2 separate regions of the Homo sapiens genome follow, and region 2 is linked to region 1. The links are chromatin contacts, found by Hi-C or POLR2A ChIA-PET in ENCODE. All regions are on one chromosome and are shown on one strand. Each heading gives the region's core, a stretch centred on a gene start or an enhancer-like site at or near the end of the contact. The rest is flanking DNA. Distances are from core to core; before and after follow the strand shown.

Region 1 (3,250 bases), core at 321-2,820:
GCACCTCTGCCGTCATCGGCGGCCACTTCTCCCGAGCGAGCCGCGGCGCGCCCGCCCCCGCGCTCCCGCCCGCCCTCCCCGAGGAGCTGCTGGATCCGCCGGCGGTTGGCTCAGAGCCCCTCTCTCTCCAACTCCCGCCTCCCCCACCTCTCTCCTCCCTCTTTCTTTCTCGCCCTCCCACAAGGAAAGGAGCCGAGCTGAGGCCGAGGGCAGCCCGGGCGAAGGCCGTGAGGAAGCTACCCCCGCCGGTATTTTTTGGGGGGAGGCACCACCTCCAGGTCTTACGGCCGTGCGCCCCAGCCGGGAGCAGCCCTGAGTCCCCGCCGCCCGCGGCGCTCGGCTCCGAGATTCCGGGCGAGGCAGCCTTCACTCCATCTCCGCTCGGCTGCGTCTCGCGGGTCGGCCTAAGACCCTCCCGGAGTTCCCTCCCTCCGTCCCTGCCCCCCTCGGGCCCCCGCGTTGGTGGGCGCTTAAAGAGCCCCCACTCTCGCCGCCCCGCGGCCGCCAGCAGAATCCGCCCCGCCTCCACCAACCTGGCGAGCAAGTGTTAATGCGCCCTCCGCCCGCGGTTCAGCCCCGGTGCGCGCTGGACCCCGCCTTCCCCGCCCGGGCGGCGCGGCGGGAAACGCTCCCTGGGCCGGGGCCTTCCCCGACGCGCACAGCCCTGTAGCAAATCGCAAGTGCGGCGGCCTCCCGGTCGTGACCATCGCAGGCACAGCCGGCTCGACTCCGGTCCTCGCGGCCGGCCGGCTAAGTTCCCGCGAGGGACCGCCTACCCACTCTCCCCGCCCCGGGAAGAACTGCGCCGCTCCCGGGATTTTTCGGACTCGCCCAGCAGCTTGCGAGCGGGCGGGCAGCCGCCGGGGCAGAGCGCAGGCGGAAAACGAAAGCGCAGCACGAGTCGCGGCCGCTTTGTCTCGGGCGCCGCGGGCCTGACGGGGGCGAGTGAGAACCCGCTGGCCCAGAGGCGACCCAGACCGCACAGGCCCCTGAATAAGCGGCGTGCTCAGTCACTCACCCGTGCGCGCACACCCTCGCGCTCTTGTCCACACATTAGCACACACATACATGTCTTGATGCACATGCAAACCCGGTAAATTACGCAAACAGACGTGTAAACACACCCATGCGTGTGTGCACACTCATATGCAGAGGGCGCTCAGGCATGTGCGCACCCACTAATGCACTCGTTGACACGGAAGCTTAAGGCCCACAGGAGCTTAAGTTCGCACTCACTCCCACTCACGCGTACACACGCCACGCTCGGATCTGAACTCACACGTAGTTCAGTTGCCCTCCCCCACCCCCAACACACACTGAAAACCCGCCTATTTGGCCCCGCGGCCCCGTTTTCAAAGCGCAGGTTCCGATTTCCCGAGAGATGGCAAAGGCCCTGGCAGGAAGTTTACAGGGTTTAACGTAAACAAGTTCTGGGGGATTCTTTAATAATAATAATAGAGAATTCCGCGTGCGCAGGGCGGGAGGGGGGAGTTGGCCTAATGCCCCTGTGGGCTCGGCCTGCCGCCGCCGCGGGGCCTCTGACACTGCGCGCCAGGCCAGGTTCCTGAGAGCAGACAGCGCGGGCTGGGAGCGCCGGCAAGGGCGGCCCTCGCGCACCTGGCTGCCAGCCCGCAGGGGGCTCGCACGCAGACCTGCCCTTGCCACCTCAGCGCTCGGGTGCGGGCTGGGGGCGGTGGAGCCACGAAAGGTGGTGCCGAGAGCGGAGCGCAGGACAGCGCAGGAGCCCCGGCGCATCGCGGCGCGCACAGACCCAGGTGAGTGCTGCTCTCGCAGCGACTGCTGGCCGGGCGCGGCCTCTCCCTCCAGGGTTCCGAGTTGAGAAGAGGGGGGCGAGGGGTGTTTTCGCGGGTCATCGCGAAGAGCCTAGAGGCCAAGCCCCAGCGCGAGCTGGGGCGAGAGGCGTGTGCCGGGCTCGCAGCACGGCCCGCGGCGCGGCGCGTTCAAAGCCTACCCGCCTCTCGGTTTTCTCCGGACTCCTTGTCTCCCGCTAACTACCCGCCCCCACCTTCCTGGCTCGGACGCCTTCATTTTCGGCGGGAGACGCCTGTCGCCTTCGGGGCGCCTGGCACGTCGGTGAGAGGAGCTGGGGGGCTCGCCGGCGCAGCCTGCCGGGCAGTCGCCGCCTCCTCCGCCAGATCTGCGCTCGCGGGAGAAGAGAGCCGCCTTCCCGCGCTGCCCTTCCGCTGGCCTCTCTGGGTCTCCGCGTGCAGACAGCCTGGCCCGCCTAGGGAAAGAATGAGTGTGGGACGTGACCCGTAGTGTGTGGTTGTGCATTCACGCAGGTAAACGCTCTCTGGCAGACCCGCTACCACTTCACACAACCAGCTCAGCCTCCGCGCACACAGACACGCTCCGCACCGCCCACGGCCTCAAACACCCTTCCCAGCGACCCTCACACAGCTCAGGCGCTCCCAACCCTTGGACCAACACACAGGCCTGCCCAACGGGGAGGGCACACTTTGGTTTAAGTGCACACTTCATGCACGCCCACATGTTCTCCACTGCGCGTTCGCCCACGCATAGCCAGGCGCCACGCGCAAATAATCATAGGTACCGCCGCTCCATACGTGCGCACGCGTCCACGAACACAAGCATTCTCACATTCTCTCCCAACTTTTGTGTGTGTGTGTGTGGCAAATGGCAGTTGCAGATGAGGAGACCCTGGCCTCCGGAGGAAAGTTCTGTTCCCAGGAAGGGGTCGCTACTGCCGACTGCCAGAGCACATCTGGCCCTTAGCAGAGGTGAGCAGAGAAGGCTGCACAGCTCTTAAGCCAGCTAGGGGTGCAGGGCGCACGCTGCGGCTCGCTGAAAGTGGAAATAGCATCTCCCTTCCCCTCGCCCCTCCCCCACTCATGGGGCGCCTTCAAAGTGAGCGGGTCCCTAGAGCATGAAGTTGGGGAGCCCTTTCCCAGCAGACTCCTTCACTCCTGGGCCCTCTTCAGTTGGGGAAGGGAAGCCGCAGGTCCCATCGTTGGCTAACCCGGAGATCCATTTTTCCCTCCTTTCCACCCTTCTTTCTGCCCTTTCACCGGCTCTGATAGCAAACCAGACCTTACAGAACAGCCAGTCACGGAGCCCAGCGAAAGAGCCGGCCCAGTAGGCCTGGGAGTCTCAGGAAGGCCAAAGATGGAGGCTCTCCCCAACTGCTCATCTCTACTGCTGGGTGTGTGTAGAAGTGGGGGCGTGAGAGAGGAGGCGAATGAGCTCCCAGCTCTGTAATTTGGAGGGG
Region 2 (3,250 bases), core at 448-2,947, 550 kb before region 1:
TGAGAAATTAACTTACAAAATTTAAATACTTTGGTACACACATGCACACACACCCGAAATGAAGTAAAGTGTGCCTGTAACACAATAGCAAGCCTGATTTTAGGGTCCTAGGACACATTTTTTTTAATGATGTGTAATAAAGAAAAATCAGATTCAGTTAAAAAAATTTCTCTCTTAAAATGGGTGAATTGTAATACTCAGTAAATTTAATTGTAATTTTTATTTGTTAATATAAGTTGCCTTTTTAAAATCTTCTGCACGTCTTGTCAAATTATTGAGAGGACTGCAAAGAAAACATATGTTAATGTGCTAGGCCACAGTTGACTCCTTTCCTTTCCACGAAACTAGTCCAAGTAGTGTAGGAAATTATGAAACTATAGAGTTCTCTGTGAAAAGAATACCCTGCCTTTCATTTCCAAGATAAAGCAATTAATACTGGAATTTCAAGGCAAATCTAATGATCAGTTAGGAGGGAAAAGGAGGAGGAAGGCAGGATGGTTATTTGCGTAAGAAAGTCCAGAAATCGACATCGGACAGATGTATCGTGGAATGTGATGATATTTATAAGGAAAAATCACATAAACTTTAAAAATGAAAGTTGTTTTGCTTAAACGACTGAAAAAAAGAATTCAGAATAATATTTGGGTTATCCTAGTTTTGTACGCTTGTGTTCACCAAAGCGTTCAGGGTCCAGGAGGATTAAAGAGCTCCATCACAAGGAGTGTTTTTGTGTGTGTGCATGCGTGTGCGTGTCTGTGTGCGCGTGTGTGCGTGTCTGGGTGCATGTGTGTGCGTGTATGTGCGCGCGCGTGTGTCTGGGTGCGTGTGTGTGCGCACGTGTGTGTCTGTGTGTGCGTGTGTGTGCGCGTGTGTGTGAGTGTGTGTGTCTCTACCCAGCTCTCCTACACCTTAGCCCCAAGGATGATGGGGAGAAAAATGTGGGAGCTGACTAGGTGGAACCAAATCTTTACTCCAGAAATTTATAGCTAATATAAAACTCTTAAAAATGAAAAAAAAACAGTTTTCTTACCTTTTTAAAAAGTCTTCTCTTTGGGGGGTTATGTCAGGGGATAGAGGAATGGGCTTGAGCCAGTTTTCAAAATTGCTATAGGCCAGGCGTGGTGGCTCCTGCCTGTAATCCCAGCACTTTGAGAGGCCGAGGCGGGAGGATCGCTTGAGCTCAGGAGTTTGAGACCAGCCTGGGAAACATAGCAATGCCCTGTCTCTACAAAAAATTTAAAAATTAGCCGGGCGTGGTGGTGTGCGCCTGTGTTCCCAGCTGCTCGGGAGGCTGAGGCAGGAGGGTCGCTTGAGCCCAGAAGGTCCAGACTGCATTGAGTGGAGATCGCACTACTGCACTCCAGCCTGAATGACAGAGTGAGACCGTCTCAAAACAAAAACAAAAACAAAAACCAACCAAAAAACCAAAACCAACTCCCTCCCCGCCCCCGAAACAACAACAACAACAACAAAACCCCCAAAAACCAAATTGCTATAGACCAATATTTCCAGGTCCCTGTGATTTTGATTAGAGAGTTTTGTTCTTGTTCTTCTGTTCCGTAAACTATGGTATTCTACCTCTTAAACGCATTTTTAAGCTTTCTAGTTTGGATGGCCTTAAACAGAGAAGCCCGTCCCTGGGTGGGGAGGTTTGTCCGCTGTCCAGTAGATGGCGCTGTGACTTCTAGAGTGAGGGGGGTGGGGGTGGGGACGACACCGCGTCGCAGCCCGAAGTCACAGGGGCCACCCCGTCGCCTCTCCCAGGGTGTATCCATCGGGCTCTAAACCCAAGAAGAAAAACTTTTTGAGGCCTCTCCTGAAATGTGCTAATCTATCAAAGAGCATTTATAGTATTTAAGCCAAATGTTAATTAACAAATAGCTCACCCTCCTCAAACAGTCTGAGATAGTGCCCAGCTAGAGTTTAAAGAAATACTTCCTGGAAATGTTTGAGATAAAAATGGAATAACGTAGTAGCTATTTCAATATTTTATCAGTTGCCCATATTTAAAAAAATAAAAGATCCTCACCTTTCTCCTAGAGTAATCATGAAGAACGTACATTTTATGTTATATGAAATGTTATGTGCGTAAAAATGGTCAAATGAAACCAGGCAGGTATAGATAATGGTAGTCTCGCCTTCTCAAAAAGCGTTTTCCTTTTCATGCAGTGGTGGCGTGAATACGCACCCTGGACATTGTATTTCACTACATCAGCACCTGCTAAAATGGTAAACCAGCTTCTTAGACGCGTTAAACCTCCACCTCCCTTGAGTGATTCCAGGGTAATCTTCTCCTCTTCCCCACTCAGAAAAGTTTCTAGTTTATTTTAAAAACAAACATTTTTCTATCCCCATCTCTTGCTACAGAGAATCTCAACTAAGGATGGTGCTTATCACTCTTCAACATATTTGATATTAAAATTAAAATAATTTTAAAACAATTTTGAATAATTTCAATGTTTAGACTCTTCATGGGATGACGTGATTTCTTACTATGTTTTAAGTAATGATTTGCGATATCTTTTTTTAATTTAAAAAGAAGTAGTGTGCATGTTGACAAGTATTGTAAACAAACTGGCATTCAACAACAGCAACAAAAAGATTTATTCCTTTTCCTAAGAATGATGTTATCCTTTATTCTGGAAAAAAAAAATGAAGCAGTATTCATTTGCCTCCAGTTTGAAATACTACTTAAAGACTTAGAAATATGTAAATGTAGCTTAGGACAATGACTTCATCGAGCCTGGTAGTAATTAATCTTGTACAGTTCTTTAAAAATTTAATTGAATGACATGTTAGTTTTATAGTTGTATGAATTTAAAAATTGTGCAAGTCACTCACTATTCATAACTCGAGCCTATGTATTAATAAAATGATTGTGCAAAAAACCAGCTGTTTAAATAAATTCTGTTCTGCTTTAAAGATTTTGCCCTTTGGGGAGAAAGTCATTTAAGTATTGAGTGGCAGTGGCCAGTGAACAATAGTCAAAATGTAAATAAATCTTCCTGAAACTTAGTTCTAATTTTCTTGAGCAAGATACTAACCCATAAAAAATAAACATTGTTTATTGAACCACGTTTGCATCAGTGAACCTTTGTAAAATGATATGGAGAAAATATGAACTTCTATGTCCCAAGTACTTTACTTTGCTTCCTTAGCAGAACAGAGAGAGCTATTCGATAGGTATGAACTGAAGAAAATAGAATTAGTGCCTCTGGTGAGAGAGTCATTCAGATTTGTACAGTTGCAC

Evidence for each region. A loop is a pair of places that touch in the nucleus more often than their neighbours do. ChIA-PET counts read pairs that join two places held with the same protein, here RNA polymerase II (POLR2A). Pooled maps may share reads with other maps.
Region 2: a pooled map shows a loop between it and region 1 (5-fold over the local background). The contact joins the enhancer-like site here to the promoter of FENDRR in region 1. A Hi-C loop is called at or near these places in 3 of 37 single-sample maps with no recorded cell type and 5 of 50 pooled maps. POLR2A ChIA-PET finds 5 or more read pairs at or near these places in 1 of 52 experiments (K562).

The regions. Positions count from the first base shown.
Region 1 is chr16:86,507,180-86,510,429 of GRCh38, reverse strand. It overlaps FENDRR (FOXF1 adjacent non-coding developmental regulatory RNA), which reads left to right and starts at 1,570. Exons shown (of 4, transcript NR_033925.1): 1 at 1,570-1,775.
Region 2 is chr16:87,061,283-87,064,532 of GRCh38, reverse strand. LINC02181 (long intergenic non-protein coding RNA 2181) reads right to left here. Exons shown (of 3, transcript NR_126008.1): 3 at 542-1,781. Among named protein-coding and RNA genes, the nearest start is that of LINC02181, 5.1 kb to the right of the region's middle. Within about 2 kb of position 1,697, at least 4 of the 41 ENCODE cell types and tissues checked have a DNase peak (open chromatin) inside an H3K27ac peak, as active enhancers do.